2 separate regions of the Homo sapiens genome follow, and region 2 is linked to region 1. Evidence: read pairs that join two places in POLR2A ChIA-PET (ENCODE). Cell type or tissue: Caco-2. All regions are shown on one strand. Each heading gives the region's core, and the rest is flanking DNA. Links, peaks and the distances in the headings are about the cores only.

What was found. Peaks named below come from ENCODE experiments on the same cell type or tissue, not always from the same donor. Only the 100,000 strongest peaks of a DNase experiment are listed, where the experiment ranks them.
Region 2: POLR2A ChIA-PET joins it to region 1 with 5 read pairs; 1 of 35 experiments calls an interaction of 5 or more read pairs at or near these places.

What each region holds. Positions count from the first base shown.
Region 1 is chr7:897,253-904,001 of GRCh38, reverse strand. It overlaps ADAP1 (ArfGAP with dual PH domains 1), which reads left to right. Exons shown (of 11, transcript NM_006869.4): 7 at 3,386-3,469; 8 at 3,838-3,900; 9 at 4,512-4,583; 10 at 4,741-4,969; 11 at 5,053-6,102. The coding sequence ends at 5,081. Among named protein-coding and RNA genes, the nearest start is that of GET4, 24 kb to the right of the region's middle. RefSeq lists enhancers at 1,936-1,995, 4,054-4,640, 4,641-5,228 and a silencer at 2,356-2,425. In Caco-2, for the core only: no CTCF peak of the experiment used is centred there; a DNase peak (open chromatin) is centred at 2,301.
Region 2 is chr7:1,532,516-1,542,117 of GRCh38, reverse strand. MAFK (MAF bZIP transcription factor K) reads right to left here. Exons shown (of 3, transcript NM_002360.4): 2 at 2,890-2,969; 3 at 1-2,177. The coding sequence starts at 2,925. The coding sequence ends at 1,743. It overlaps LOC100128653 (a long non-coding RNA gene), which reads left to right and starts at 7,238. Exons shown (of 1, transcript NR_149036.1): 1 at 7,238-9,602. RefSeq lists enhancers at 2,739-3,681, 4,626-5,569, 5,570-6,513, 8,931-9,040, 9,011-9,305 and 1 more. In Caco-2, for the core only: no CTCF peak of the experiment used is centred there; DNase peaks (open chromatin) are centred at 3,987, 4,737 and 5,027; H3K4me3 peaks cover 805 bases.

The sequences.
Region 1 (6,749 bases), core at 1-5,000:
AAGGCGGGAAGTCGGGCTGGGCAGCGTGGGAAGGCGGGTGCTTGGACGTGTGGGAGTGTGGGCACTGGCGCCGGGCAGCATGGGAAGACAGGTGCAGGAAGGCAGCTTCCCAGGGCCGGGCTGCCCAGGAGCCGGATCACCACGCTGTCTCTGGGGCCACCCAGCTTGGCCCTGTCAGTGGGGGCTGCCAGCTCGGGCTAGAGGATCCACCGCCCCCACAATGCCCAGAGGGGACCTCGGGGGGAACTGGGGTCCTACGGGGAGGAGATGTGGACGGTAGCCGGCTCTGGGGTGGTTTGGGTAGGGTTCCTTTGGCTGCCCTTGGTGTGGCGGCGGGGAGGGTGGGTGTACCCCGCATCTCTGGAGGGCTTGGGGGGAACCCAGGTAAAACCCCCACAAAAGCTATCCTTTTGTCTTTGGGCCAGGCTGCAGGGGGCGCAGCGGTGGGCCCAGCCTCTTTGTTACTTAGGTTCTTGTTTCTATGTTTATCACACGTCTGTGTGCACACGGTCTAAAGCGCTATATCGTTCCTAAATCTTGAGAAACAGAAGTTTGAGGTCCCTCCTAACCCCCGTTGGGAATTGGTCCCCATATCCAAAAATAAGCTGCCGGTGTCGCTGCAGATTTACCCACTTTAGGCACCATCTGACAACTTCCCACGTGGAAGTAGAGGTTCCAGCTCTTTCCATCCCCTCCCACGTGCCCGTCCCCTGCCTGCCGTGCTCCGCTGGCATCTGACCCTGGGTTTGTTAGGGGGCCGAGTCGGGTGCAGCCCCTGGCCTCAGAGCACGCTGTGATCGCTCTTCCCACAGTAAGCGGCTGTGTTCCTTGCCGCAGTTGACCATGTGTTGCCGCAGACTCTCCGCAGACTGTTGTCTCTGGAGGCAGTCGGGCACCAGGAGCCTGCGACTCCCACGGCCTGGAGATCTCGCTCCTGCAGCCTCATCTGGTTCCTGGGTGGAGCCCTGCTGCCCGGGTCCTACGTCTTTCTCGTTTACTTATTCCTCTTGGTAGAAGTGATGTGCCTGGAGGGAAAGGGGTCACCTGGCACCTTGGACTGTTCTACCTCCTGCCTGGCTTAGACTGTGGCTAGATATAGAATTCTAGGTTGGAATTAATTTTCCTGCTAATTCTGAAGGCTTTGCACCACGGATTCCTCCATCCTAGTACGTTTGTCCCGCGGTTTTGAAATTCTCCAATGCTGTGCGTGTGTTGGCAAGGGTCCCTCGTCTTTTCATGTGCTGGGTACAGGCCCAGGGTGGCCCTTCCAGTCCAGTTACTGGTTTCCATGAGGTCAGGGATTGCTTTCTTATCTAATGATTTCCTCCCTCCACTTTCCCTGTTCTCATTTTCTGAAACTCCTGTTATTGGTGCTCTTAAACTGGTTCATTTTTCTTCTACTTTCTGGGAAATTTCTTCAACTTTGTCTCCAACACTGTGTTGAGGGTTTTGTTTCTGCTGTCATGCATTTAGTTTTTCAGAGAGCCTTTGGTTCTTGGAGTATTTATTTTTCTTTCTTTCTTTTCTTTCTTTTTTTTTTTTTGAGGCAGAGTTTCGCCCTTGTCACCCAGGCTGGAGTGCAGTGGTGCAATCTCGGCTCACTGCAACCTTTGCCTCCCTGGTTCAAGTCATTCTCCTGCCTCAGCCTCCCGAGTAGCTGGGATTACAGGCATGCGCCACCACACCCAGCTAATTTTGTATTTTTAGTAGAGACGGGGTTTCTTCATGTTGGTCAGGCTGGTCTCGAGCTCCCGACCTCAGGTGATCCACCTGCCTCAGCCTCCCAAAGTGCTGGGATTACAGGTGTGAGCCACTGCGCCCAGCCGCAATTTTTGTATTTTTAGTAGAGACCGGGTTTCACCATGTTGGTCAGGCTGGTGTCCAACTCCTGATCCTCCAAAGATAATTCCCCCCGCCCAGGGCAGACGCTTGGCCCCCAGCTGTGGGAGCTGAGGGAGTTTCCGCTGCAGCCTGCAGGGTCACAGAGCTCCAGCGTGGAGTGCACCAGGCATGCCCCGTCTGCCCGGAGCCCCAGAGTCGGCTCCATCTCCTGCTGGGGGAAAAGGGGCGATTTTCCAACCAGTTCTGCTTAGAGCCCCCTGCATTTCCGGGGGACCTGGAGCTGTGAATTCCCAAGGCCTTTGGGGCAGTGTGGTGTGGACGGGTTCAGCTTCCTCTAGGAGGAGGGAGGGCGGGGCCAAATGGGACGGGGCGGGCCGGAGGAAAGGGTGGGCGGGGGAAGGAGGGGAGGCGGGGCCTCGGGCTGGTTGGGTGGCGTGGGTGTGGCTTGTGGGCGTGGCCTAGGAGGAAGGGCCACAGGAGAAAGCAGGGCTGGAGGCCGATGAGGGGCAGTCGGGGTGGGTGGGGCTTTGCTGGGTGGGGCCACTGGAAGAGGACAGGGCAATCCCACTGCTATGGGAGGAGCCTGGGGCTACACCATCCTCCAGCTGGTGCTGGGCCGGGTGCCAGCTGGAGAAGCCGTGACTGGATTGGTCCAGTGCTGGGGGCTTTGCCTGTGGGACAAAAGTCAAGGCCAAAGGGGCTGGGGAGAAGCCTGAGGAGGGATGGGGCTCCCTGGCTCTTCCTGGGCAGGAGAGGGTGCAGCCAAGAGTAAAGATGGGCACCTTTCCAGAGGTCACCAGCTCCAGGCTGTAGGCTGAACAGGAGGCCCAGGGCGCAGGTTATAATGTCATGGGGCCAAGGGTCTGGGCAGACCCCAGGAGGGGCGCTGGGTCTAGGGGCAGGGGACAGCCAGGCTGAAGTCTAGACCCAGAGGGCACCCGACGTGGGGCTGGGTGCCAGGCCTGGGCTATGGGCCCTCTGTTCCAGGGTGCTGGCCCACCCCACGCTCTCCAGAGGACCAGGGCGGCTCCCTGGAGAGCAGTTTTGCTCTCTGCCCACTCTCGGTAGGGGCCACAGCTCCAAGGGCGTTTATAAACAGATGAGCCTCCCTTCTCCCACCACCCCAAGACTTGCTTGAGCTACAAAATAAGGATCTTCATAAAAATAGCACCATCTGAAAGGAAGGCAAGTTGGCCCAGGCCCCAGCAGCACCAGGGCCACAGAGTGAGCTTGGATGGCAGCCCCCGACCCTGTCCAGCCCGGCCCGGCCCGGCCCTTCGGCCCTTCGGCCCTTCTCAGGACTTCGCCGGGGGAGGCTGCACCTGCCCTCCCGCAGAGGGGCAGCCCCTGTGTAGCAGCCCCGGCCTCAGCGTGGGCACAGGGGCCAGGCCTGCGGCAGGACTGCTGGGAGCTGAGGTGCCGGGGAGGAGGAAGGGGCTGGGCTCTGGGGGAAGCGGCCCCTCTGTGGGGACCCCAGCCCCTCTGTGGGGACCCCAGCGCTGCAGCCTCCTCAGCCCAAGCCTGTGCCCACCTTTGCCCCTAGGAGATTGTGGACTGGTTCAATGCACTCCGAGCTGCTCGCTTCCACTACCTGCAGGTGGCATTCCCAGGGGCCGGCGACGCAGATGTGAGTGGCGGCCCTGCGGTCAGCTCCAGGGCAGACAGGGGTGGTGGGGTGGGGGGTGGACGGAGCCCTCGTGCCCTGAGTCTGGGATGATGTTGAGCCCTAGGGTGGGCCTGGGACTGGCCAAGGGCTCACCCTGACGTGCCTGCAGCCCTCCTGCCTCACTCTAGAACTTCAGCTCAGCCAAAGGGGAAAGCGGGGAGGGAAGGGGTGGCAAGCAGAGGCAGAAATGTGGATCCTGCGGAGGCTAAGCCAGGCCTGGGCCCTGACCTGGTGGCCCGGGGTGAGGGGAGCACAGAGGGGCACAGCCAGGGAGGGGCTCGGCCTGAGCTGCACTTCTGAGGTCCCCTGCCTGGTGTGTCCTGCCCTAGCTGGTGCCAAAGCTCTCCAGGAACTACCTGAAGGAAGGCTACATGGAGAAGACGGGGCCCAAGGTGGGTGTGCCGCACGTGCGGCCTGGGGTGGCCTGGGGTACGCCATGGTGGGTCTCGGACTGAAGTGCAGCAGCCTTGCCAGCTGCCGCCTGTGTTTTAAACTGGTGTCTGGTGGGTCCTCACAGCCCCTTGTCTGTGCCTGGCCGGGGTCCCCGAGGACTCGGGCCACTGTCCTAGGCTTTGGTTAGACCCTCCCTGCCCGCTCACGTCTGACCAGCTTCCTCACCCACGGGACCGTGCACCTGCGCGGCCAGGGGCCCACATCTTGCCATTCCCTGAGGCATAATGTGGGAGGGAGACACAAATCCTGGGAGTCTTGGTGGTCCCGGAGGAGAAGTGCAGGTGTGAGGGCTCGTAAGTGAGGCCTGGGCCCCCATCTGGGGCCCAGGGAGGGCTGGGGGACCTGGAGGAGCAGGAGGGAGGTGCCGTGTGGAGGCTGGAGGACAGGCGTGTGCGGAGGCCTCGTGGGGCGTGGCCAGCGGCAGGCGTGAGTGAATGGAGGTGACTGACCCGGGCCAGTCTGGGCCCTGCCCTCCGGGGTGTGCTGTGGTCAGCTGGATGTAGGGCCTGCCTCGGCGACCTGCCGGTCACGGGCCCTCTCTGACCCACAGCAAACGGAAGGCTTCCGGAAGCGCTGGTTCACCATGGATGACCGCAGGCTCATGTACTTCAAAGACCCCCTGGTAAGGAGGAGCTGTGGCCCCAGCACGGGAGGGCAGCTCACTGGCTGGGGTTGCCAGATGCGTGACCAGGAGGGCGGGTGGCCTCCCGAGTCCTGGCCTGAGTGAAGCGGGGCTGGAAGGGACATGGCCCCGCCTCCAGTGCGGTCCCCACCCACAGGACGCCTTCGCCCGAGGGGAAGTCTTCATTGGCAGCAAGGAGAGTGGCTACACGGTGCTGCATGGGTTCCCGCCGTCCACCCAGGGCCACCACTGGCCACATGGCATCACCATCGTCACGCCCGACCGCAAGTTTCTGTTTGCCTGCGAGACGGAGTCCGACCAGAGGGAGTGGGTGGCGGCCTTCCAGAAGGCGGTGGACAGGCCCATGCTGCCCCAGGAGTACGCAGGTGAGGGGGGCGGGCGGCCGGCGGCCTGGAAGGGCTCCCAGCTCCCCGCCGCTGTGACAACGCTGGACCCTGTTCCGTTGCAGTGGAGGCGCACTTCAAGCATAAACCTTAGCGAGTGCGGCTGGAGGACCACGGACATTGGACTCACTGTGGCTGGACGGAGGGGACCCGTGGATGGGGGGGCTCTGGCGTCCTGAGGCCACCTGGCCCCACCTGCTCCTCAGGGCAGCCCGGCGCGGCCAGGTAGGGCCCGAGCTTCAGCTTCCAGGATGCTTCTCTGGAACCTCAAGGCAGGCAGCCCAGGCCCTGGGCCTGATCTCTAACCCCGTCATGCTGCTGCTGACCACACCCAGCCAACCTGCCCCTCCCTGACCCGGGGCCCCCTTTCCTCCAGGGCCCAGTCTGGCTCCCGAGCTCAGACACAGCCCCCAGGAGCCGCCCACCACGGCTGTGGGAACTTCCAGGCCTCAGCGCAGAGCCCTGCTTGGGGCCAGCACGGTGGGCAGCTGCCGGCCGCTGGGGACTGGGCCCTGCTCGCATGCCGCCCCGCCCTCCCCCCACCTCCACGACTATTTATTGAGCGCCTGTTGTGTGTCACGGGGCTATGAGGGCCGTGGGGTGTTTGGGTGGATTATCCACACAGGTCCCGGCCCCTGCCCGGGCTGGAGTTGCCACAGCCTGTGCTCCTGGTCCTCACCTGGAGGGGCCAGCAGGCTGCCGTCCCACCACACGTGGCCTCTGCGCCCAGCACGGTGCTCGCCGACAGTGGTGTCTGAACCCTTGGGGACGAGGGCCTGGGCCGCGGTGAGGCCACCAGAGGCAGGAGTGGCCCTGGGGGTCCCGGGCACTGTCGCGCTTGCTGCAGGCGGCCCAGCCGTGTATTTATTTTTCACCTATCTCCTTCCTGTCAAGGCAGGCCGGGCTCCAGGGCTCCCCTTGCGTGGGGCATGTAGGTGGGGGAGGCGTCTGCAGGTCACCTGGGGGGCCCAGCCCTCTCCCAGCCTTGCCTGGCTGAGCTGTGTTCCAGGGGAGCCCTGGACAAGCCCTCATAGGCAGGGAGGGGGTTTCCGAGGCCAGGCATCCGCCGCCCCGTGTCGCATCCTGGAATAAAATGTGGCTCTGGCATGGTTCCAGCTGTGTGTCCGAGGATGGAGTGGGGAGGAAGTTGGGCTGGGAACACGTGGCCCTGCCTCCCTGGCTTCAGGAGAATCTTCGTCTGCTCCCAGGGACCTGACAGGGCCCTCGCTCCCTGAGGTTTGGAGGGAGGACACGGTGTCTGAGCTAGTCACAGCGCCATGCTCCTTGTACACGGGAGACGGTCCCTACCCGAGGTGCCCCCCAGCACCCCTTCCCCAGGTGCCCCCCTTCCCCAGGTGCCCCCTCCATCTGAGGCCCGCCAGGCAGTTCCTGGGCAGAGTCCACAGCCTGAAAGCCAAGCCAAGCTCAGCATGAAGGACAGTGTGGGGGATGCATCCCGGGTCGGGGGTCCCCTGTGCCTGCCAGCCCACCCCCCCAATGCTGGGCCCCTCAGCCCTCACACAGAACATGCTGAATCCCACTTCTCCAATGAGGAGCTGGGACTCTAGGGCGGAGTAGAGGTCTCCCAATCCCAGCCTAGGGGTCCCCAAGGCAGCTGTGCTGGTGACGAGGATGTGGGCGAGGTACCCCCACTTGGAGCTGAAACCCCAGGCAAGTGCCCCGCAACCTCACCAGGTGCCACGGTCCTAACCCGAGGTGAGAGGAGTGGGCCTGGGTCAGGGAGAGCCCTGGGCTGTGCTGG
Region 2 (9,602 bases), core at 1,842-6,841, 640 kb before region 1:
AGGGACCCAGTGGTCCTGGCGGGCCTGCAGCTTCCCACTCAACTTCTAACAGTAGACACAGAACCAAGTCGCAGCCCCGGGGCTGTCTGTCCTCTGCCCTCCCAGCGTGGCTGGCACCCGCCTGGGCTCTGTAGCTGGTGGGGGCTGTTACTGGGTGGGCAGGGGCAGCCGAGAAGGAGCCAGGGCCCCAGGCACCACCTTGCAGGTCTTATGTGGCGGCCCCCGGCCGGCGGCTCACATTCCGCCAGCTCCCCCAGGCAGGGGCTCCGCAACCCCCGCGGCTCTCGCTGCAGAGACCCCAGTCACAGGAGGGACCCTCAAGGCGGCTCTCCAGGAAAAGGAAGCCCAAGGTGGAGTGCCAAGCCCACTGGTGCCTCAGTGCTCTTGGAAGGAGGAGCAGGCAAAGGCTCCGGGTGAGGACTGAGTGCTGAGGCCAGCCACACCTGCAGCCCGTGGCTGTGCTCCTGGGGGTGTGCGCGCAGGAGCCACGTCCACGAAGCTCTCCTGGACTGGTGCCTGCTGCCTCCCCACCCGCCGCGCCCTCTGGAGTGCCAGGCTCACTCCTGAGCTCTTCTACAAGCCAGCTGCATCCTGGTCCTGCCCCTCAAGGCTTTCCACCTGCTCTCGCACACGGCTCCCGCCTCCTCCCACCACTCCACGCAACGTCCTCCTCCTTCCACCTCCACATCCATGTCCACCAACATCCCCCAGGCTGCACCCCCTCTCCCTAGACTGCAGCAGCCCTTCCCCTCGCCAGGCCCCCAAAAGACCTCCTCGTTCCCCCTGCACTGACCACAGTTGGTGAGAAGTAGCTCCAGGACACACAGCCTGAGTCCTGCTCACCGTCAAATGATGGGGCGCTCCTGCCTGTGTCCGCTGAGATCCGGGACGGCCTGTGGGGTCGGTGTCTGGGGGGCCGGATCCCGTGGGCAGGGGCTTCTGCGCTGTGCTGCACGACCTCCTCGGGTCACCAGAGCACAGGGGAGACCTCACGACGTGTGAGCCACTCTCTCTGCCATGTGTGCCCACAGGCCCTCCCCCAGTGAACACCAGCAAGCTGCACCCCCTCAGCCCTGCTGCTTTGATGGCAGGCGTGCGTGCACACACACAGACACCACCCCACGCAGGCGACCTCCCACACCGTGCCCACTCACGCAGGCCCCTGCTAAGGCAGACGCGGATCACGGGCACTGCAACGGGACAGCTGGAAGGACGGAGCTGCCGACACACCATCCATGCTCCTCCCCGGGGACTGCGGAGTCGGTCAGGGCAGTGAGGGGCTCCCGCACCGGCTGGGAGGCCGTGGCAGGACAGGTGTCGAAGGCTGCTTACAGCAGGAGTGGAAAACAAGCCCCATGCTAGACCTGACCACAGGGGCCTGACTCCTGGGGCCGTGTCTTCCGGCAGCCCCCACAGAGGACGCGGAACTTCCCGAGGGCCTTTCCATTATATGTCCCGACTCCCACGGGTGCAAGATACCAATTCCCACACACAGACACATCCTGCGGGGAGCAGGTGGCGGGCGTGAGTGTGTCTGTGGACCGGCGTGCAGCTCTGGGCCCACGGGAGCCCACTCTTCACCCTGCAATACAGTCTCTTCCTGGTGTGAGCTGCCTGCGCCCGAGGGGCCTGCGCTTGGACTCGGATGTCGAGAGTCTGCATCCCAGTGACAGGTACGAGGGGTGTGCCCCCACCCGCCTGCCCGCCGCCCGCCGCCCGCCACCCCCCGCCCCCGGCCGGCACTAGGATGCAGCCGAGAAGGGCACGGAGGTGGAGGAGAGCTCGGTGGACTTGACGATGGTGATGACGCTGGTGGTGGCCACCTTGGAGGGCGCCACAGGTCCCCGGGCCACGGTGCGCGCGAAGGTCTGCAGCGCCTCGTACTTGGAGCGCAGGGCGTCCAGCTCCAGCCGCATGCTGCTGTTCTCACGCGCCAGCTTCTCCACCTCCTGCTGCAGCTCCACGCGCTGCCGCTCCAGCTCCTCCTTCTGCGTCACCCGCTTGATGCGGCAGCTGGCCGCGTAGCCGCGGTTCTTGAGTGTGCGCCGACGCTGCTTCAGGCGGGTCACCTCCTCCTTGGTGAGACCCCGCAGGTGCTGGTTCAGCTCCCGCACCGACATGGACACCAGCTCATCATCGCTGAGCACCGGGGCGTTCTCGCCCGCCTCCTTCTTGACCTGGGGGGCCACAGTGCGGGGTCAGCGGCGGGAGAACGTGGGGTGTCTGCCTGGGACCGACACTGGGGTGGCCAGGAACCCAGCGGTGCCCCTGCACGCCTGCGCTCTCAGGGCTGGCCTTCGCCATCCGCACCAGGGACCACAGGACACTGTGCACGCAGGCAGCCCATGTGACAGCTGTGGCCCCACAGGACCCTTTCTGAACGGGAAAAGCCAGTGGTGACATCGGTCACTCCTGGTTACCGACAGCCTCAGAGCCCATGAGGACCCAGAGTGCATGGGTCCTGCTGCTGGGACTGAGCCGGCCCACAGGCACACGCCATTGTGGAGGCGGCAAGCGCCAGGCACAGGTGGGCTCGGGCCTTGGGAGCTGGAGCATCGCGTTCACCAGAGGCCACGCTGGCCACGCTGCCCACGCCTGGAGCCAGGGGATGAGCTCATGCAGTAGCGCCCGGCGGACACACAGCCCAGGCGGGAAGGCAGCAGACCCTGCCACGCCCTCAGCCTGGGAGTCATCGCCTGGAACCACAGTCCCCGATCCTGACTCCACCTCTCCTGTGAACATCCCTCGGCCACAGCAGCCCCCCTCCTCCTGGCAACAGGGAGGCCTCCATCACAGGCTCAGGACGGCCCTGGGATAGCAGGGGCTGTCGGGCCGGGGGCCTTTCCCACGCCTGTGCTTGAGACGGGGCCTGCTTGGAACCAGCCTTACCTTTAATGCCTTATTCGGTTTGGGATTAGTCGTCATAACCCGGGCACGGTCACCAGGACAGAGCTCCCTGGAACTCGTAGCTGGAAAACATGGACAAGCAGAGAAGCCAGCACAGGTCAGGGCCGGCAGCGCCGGACAGGGTGCCCACCTCCCATGCAGGGATGCTTCTCAGCCCGGGGTGGACAGTCACAGCACCATGAAAACAAGACGGGGCACCATCCGGGCCCAGCCCGTCCTGAGGGGCTTCCCAGGGGGTGAGGCATCCTGGCCCGGCCTCTGTCCCTGCCTGAGGGTTCAGGGAAAGGTCTGGCTGCACCTCACACTCTAGCACACTCCACAGAGCGGCTGGGACCCCACCCCAGGGCCTGGCAGCCAGGTGCGGCCCCCTGCTGCCCTGCAGACCTGGGCTGCAGCCGCCGGCACTGTGGGGTGACCAGCAGGCGCCGGCAGTGGCTGCTTCCTGTTCTGACTCTCCCTGAGGTCAGAGAAGACGTCTGCACCTGCACAGCACAAGGTGCCCCGTACCGAGGACCAAAGTGACTGGTGGCAAAACCTCCCTCCCTCAAGACAGCTGTGCCGGCCCCGAGGAGTGTGGGGCCCCGCTGGACAGCGACCCTACACTGGCAAAGGCTCCGGTGCTCCGGACCCAGCCTGGATCCCCGAGAGGGGGCCTCTGGGGAGCCCCTGACATCGCCATCCCCCACGGTGGGCCTGGGTGGAGGCCCAGCCGCCCTCCCGCCCCGCCCTCCCCACAGGCCACGGGACACCTACCACGGCCCTGGCCGCTGCGGCTGTGACATCACCACCTCCACCTAAGCTGCCCCCGAGCGAGGACCCTGCGGCCCAAGGGGGTGTGGGGTTCCTGAGGGGCGGCAGGTCCGGGGGCCGCAGCCAGAGACCAGGGAGGTGGGGGAGCCGCCGCCCTGCCGAGCATTTGACCGTCTGGCGGGAGTCGTCCCCGCCGCCGCCCCCGCCGTCCTCACGTCTGCATTGTGTCACACATTCTAATCATTCATGAAAAACCCAGCCAAAGCATCCCCGGCATGAGCCCTCCGATAGTTGCCATGGCGACCTTGGGACCGAGCCAGCCCCCACGGTTGTCATGGAAACCGAGAAGCCCAAACGCGATCCTGACTTCAGGTCAGGTTGCACAGACATCACGAGGCCGGCAGGCAGTCAACAAACCCATTTGCACCCGGCGGCCGGGACGGGCGGGCAGAAGGCGCCGGGCAGCTCGCGGGACAGGGGTTCACAGCACCCACTCCCATACCCCAAATACCAGACACAGGTTCCCACAGGAACATCAGAGCAGCACACGGCGGTGGGGGGTGTCCTTGGTCAGCACCTCCACTGGACATGGGCATCATGGGGGCGGGTGACCGCATCCCGTCCTCCCTGCCAGCCCAGGACCCTCCCCACACCCTGGGCCAGGGAGCCCTCGGGCCCAAATCCCTCCACCCTCCAGCCCTGCCTCCGATGGGGGCCCCACCCCCGCAACCCACAAACCCCCACAACAAGAGGGCCGCACAGGTGAGACAGGGTCCTGCGCCAGGCTGCCGAGTCCGCTGCCCCTGCCAAGGCCAGCTGATCTCAGGGCGCTGACGTAGATGGCACAGGATGGCACCAGCCGGTCCCGGGGACGGCCAGGTGGGCTCCAGGCTCCTTCGCACCACGTCCTGGGGTGAGGGTGACAGTGGAGAGGCTGGGGCCCAGCTGCCTCCGCCACCGTGGGGACCTGCAAATGCCGGCGGCTGGGAGCACCATGAGAAACTTTTCCATGTCAGAGGGAGGGGCCGCGGGCACCGCTTCCAGCTCCACTGCGAGCACGTCAGTGCACAGGCCGGCCACGACATAGCTATGCGGTGAGTCACCAGATGTTTACAGAGCCGCGCGCATTCCCACACACCCGGGCCTCCCACCCAGCAAGGACCCGCTCCTGGGCCCCCGGGCCCACTGCCCGCCGTGGCAGCACAGCCGGGCGGAAAAGGAAGGTCCGGGGGACAGGACCGTCTGGCCAGACCCACGGTGACGTGTGGGGCTCGGCCAGATGCCAGGGGCAGAGTTCAGCGTGGGGATCTTTCCACTAAAAAGATGCCTCCGCGATGCCCTGTGACACTGCGGAGGCACACGGTAGCCGGGGGCGCCCCAGGAGGGGTGGCTGACTACTTCCAGGAGGTCAAGGTTGCCAGGGCTACTGAAGCACGCCTGTGCCCCGCTCCAACCCCAGTACTTCGAGGCACACCTGCACTGGGGCCCTCTGAAGAATGAGGACCTGGCGGACGCAGGGCTCCCAGGCGGCCCCCACGCTGTGCTCGCAAGCCTGCCCCCCACCTCCTTGGGCAGGTCACGACTCTGCTCTGCCGAGGAAGCCTGGACCAGCCACGCGCCTGGAGAGACGACGCAGCGGGACGGCCCAGCCAAGCAGCAAAGCTTCTCTCAGGAACCCAGCACGGGATGGGATGGTGCTGGCGCCTCCCTCTCCCCACCATGCACAGAATAAATCCAAGTAGCCTTAACCTAATGTCGCTTTAAACATCAGAGGCAAGAAAGATGACAGCTTGCTTTTGGAAGGACATTCAGAGAAGAGTTTTGTATGCACAAAAAAAGTTTGTAAAGCAACTGATCTAAAAATGACGACTGCCCTAAATGGGGTTTTGTGAACTGTCCGACCTCACATGGCCTCCAGGGCCGCCAGAGCACATGTAGAAAGCGCTCCCACCCCAGGGCCAGAGACGCAGCCTTAGGGTGTCATCCAGGGGGAAAGCGTGCCTGGGGTCGCAGAGACGCCCGTGCACTACCCCGGGCCCAAGGCAGGGGCTACTGCATTAGCACCTGGTCAGCACTGCAGCCAAGCTCCCCTCCAGCAGCCCCCGAGGAACGACGTCCTCGCATTGTGTCTTACGCCCAGCAGCTAACAAAACACCAGCATCGCCACGCACAAGCACCCGACACCCCGAGCTCCTCTGAGTTTCGGTGGTCACCAGAGAAGTGCAGTGTTCAGCGCCACAGCGGGGGCCTGGGTGGGCGGGTCTGAGTTTCCGCTGTGGGGCCCCAGCAGCCGACGTAAGTAAGGGTGCAGCGCTCACGCCCCACGTCCCGGGAGCAGCGCCGGGCAGCAAAGTTCTCCGGCACCACCTATAACTTGGAACAGCTCTCAGGTAACTGGTTTTCGGATGGAAGAGGCAGGGTTTTCAACCCAAGGCCAGACACCTCGACGTGACGCAGAACTAAACAAGGCTCAGCGGGGGCATCACTTCCTCTCAAGGAAAAGGAACTGCCAGCAGCCTCAGACAGAGGCAATTCCTGCGGCTGCAGCTGGGGATGAGTGACGGAGCCAGGACGCCGGGCGCCCCTTTCCAGGATCCAGACTGAGGGCCTGGGCTCCATAAAGCGCAGGGCAGGGCGGCTCCGCCCAGGAAGGCACCTTGCAGAGGGTGAGGATCAGAGCCCTGGGCTCCCCCCGGCAGGGCAGGCAGCCCAGGGTCAGTCGTCCAGAACTGTGCTTTCAGGAGCAGGTGATCCCCAGGCAGCCACCTCAGCTTCTGGAGGATCATGTTTTCCCTTTTAATTTTCATTTTAGAGACAAGGTGTCACTCTGTCACCCAGGCTGGAGTGCAGTGGTGAAATCACAGCTCACTGCAGACCTCCTGAGCTCAAGCGATCCTCCTGCCTCAGCCTCCCGAGCAGCTGGGACTACGGGTGGGCACCCCCACACCCAGAGAATTTTAAACTTTTTTGTAGAGACAGGGTCTCACCATGTTGCCTAGGCTGGTCTCGAGCTCCTGGACTCAAGTGATCTTCCTGCCTCAGTCTCCCAAAGTGCTGGGATTACAGGTATGAGCCACCATGCCCGGCCATTTTTAACTTTTTAAGTCCCAGCAAATACTCACTGGTCACCCATGGGCCTGACCCTGCTCAGTGGGGGGCTGGCAGCCTTGGCACCTCTTGCTGTGCTGGCACAAGCTGAGAAGGACCTGCTTTGGGGTCCAGGAGGGAACATTTTCTCCACCAAGTTGGGACTGGGCACAGTGGCTCTTGCCTGTAATAGCAACGCCTCCGGAGGCCGAATGCTCGAGCCCAGTAGTTTCAGGCCAGCCTGGGCAACATAACAAGGCCCCATCTCTACAAAAAAAAAAAAAAAAAGAATTTTAAATAGCCAGTTGTGATGGCACATATGTGCCTATGGTCCCGGCTACTCGGGAGGCTGAGGTGGGAGGATTGCTTGAGCCTCGAAGTCGAGATTGCAGTGAGCTGTGATCACACCACTGCACTCCAGCAGCCTGAGTGACAGGGCAAGACCTTATCTTTTAGGAAAAAAAAAAAGAGAGAGTGCAAAAGTGAGTTGAGCAGCTGACGGCTGGATGACCCCTCTGAACGGTCCCGGCTGTGGATGCCCATAGAGAAACGGGGATTTCAGCTTTGGGGCTCTGATTCTTCCCAGATGAGAGGACGCATCGGGGCTGCCGCTCGCTCTACGAGGCCAGCATGGGGGCTCTGGATGGGTCACTTGTTCTTGCCCAAGGGGTGAATGATGACACAGACTCCATGCCCCACCCCCTCAGCTGCCCAGCCAGTCTGACCAAGACGGAGTGGCCCTTCCACTTCTATTCTCCGCGGGTCTCCGAGGATGTGGGATGCGGGAGAGGGAGGAGGGGCAGGAGGAAGACCAGGAACGGAGGACGGGAGCTCTGTGCGAGAGACACGGGTTCAGAAACCCAGCAGCACAGCAGCAAGCGCCCTCCCGCCCCCCGACCAGTGACTCCCACGGCAGGTGCAATCCACAAAACCAGAGGCCACCCAAGGTGTACCCGCCTCTCCCAGGAGCCTTTCTGCCAGAGACCCCAAGCCGGGTGCCCTCCACACTGGGCCGCAAGGGTAGGTGGGGCCGCTGTGGCACTGGTACCCAGTGGGTGCCTGTCAAACAGGTGTCAACCGACTAATTGCAGCCCAGCTGGTCCCAGAGACCAGCCAGACACCCTTCCTACTGAGGATGAGGTCCTACACTGCGAGGGCCCCCACTGTCCGGCTGTCCCGGACACAGCCCCACTAAGCATGCGGGAGGCACCCCACTTGGCACCCCGCAGCCCGGCCCATACCAGCCAGCAGCCTGGCCCTGGCTGGCTGCCCTCCAGCAAGCCATGACTGTCGGCCCGGCTTGGAGGACGTCTGGTCACCTTGCATTTGCAGTCTGAGGAAGCTGTGTCATTCCGCTACATCCAGAGGTGACTCAGGCAGCTGCAGCAGCAGAGAGCAGACTGCAGAACACACCACACCCCCTCCAGTCCCCGCCCTGGCTCCCACCACACCATCCTCCTGTCCTCGGCCTCCAGCTCCCCATCAGCATCCTGTTCTCCCCCGGCCGCCCTGGGGCTTCAATCCGCTCCCAGCCTCTAAGTCCAGTCAGGGGCATTCCGGGGGGCCCAGATGCCCCCCAGCCCCCAACCGCATCATTCACCGGAGTTGCCCCTGCCCCTCTCTCTTTTCCTCATCCACGCGCCAACCAGGCTTGATCCCAGCCCTCAAGCATCACCCGCCTGAACCCACAGCACCTGCCCAGGCTCCGGCCTCCAGCGTCTCCTGTCTGGACCACAGCTTTGCCAAATGGGATGCCCTCACCCTGATCCTGGTGCCCCCCACACAGCCCCACAGGCAGTCAAAAGTCTTGGGGGTTCCTCCCAAACCCCGACTCCCCCACCCCAATGCCGTTTCAGGTTTCTGATCACCATCTGCAGAGAGCACGTGGTTCCCTGCCCTGCTTCTTCCAGAAACACTCCCCACTGCTCTCCTCCTCGCGTAGGCAAGCACCCTCTACCAAGGCCTGGTTCTAGATCCTTCTGGGGACAGGGGGCCTCCCCAAGGCATGGTGAGCTCCTTGCAAGCAGGGAGAAGGTCTTCCCTACACCCCACACTAGCCCCCGCTGTACGAGATGAGCCGGCCCCGCATGGGAGGGCAGGGAGAGGGCAGTCTCCACCCCAATACCTTCCCCAGGACACCCGACGCACAGTGCGGAGAAGCAGGAAGGCTCTACACCAGACCCCACCGGCCTGTGGGACAGGCCAGCAGACCTCATGGCCTGGGCTTCCTCATCTACAGCAGCTGGTCGGGGGGTGGGGCATGTGGCCACTCAAGTTCGCTTGTACCTGCTCTAAAACTCTATGATTTTAAGACGACACTCCCAGTTTCCTGAAACTGTAGGAAAGCGGAAACATGACGAGTCTGTGACTTATAAAAAGCAAAAATAAATAGCGGGGAAAGGCATCTTCCATTCGCGGAGAGCAGGGAGGGTGGGGACGGAGCGGTGAGTCACTGTTTACTGTTGAAAGGCGGCCACACGGAGCCCTCTCTCAGCTGGCCAGATTTCCATTTCCCGTGTGGACTGGACCCGAAACCCAGAAAGTCCACTCCAGAAACCTTTAGACTCAGAAACAGCTGGGACAAGAACAGGCACAACTTCTTCTCCGTCTGGGTGGCAAACAGCTTTGCCAGAGACTGTAAACAAACGCAGCCATCGCTGAGCCCCGTGGGTGAAAGCACACGCCTTGTAGACAGCGAAGTGGCCCGGAAGACGGTCTCCCTTAACAGCAGCCTCCCGGGTGCACACAAAGGCTGGCGCCCCGACAACCCTGACCCTCGGTAAACGCTGGCTCCCGGGTTTACCAGCACCTGGGGAGTCGACGCTGCGGGCAACCAGCCCCTCAAAGCCCTGGCTCGG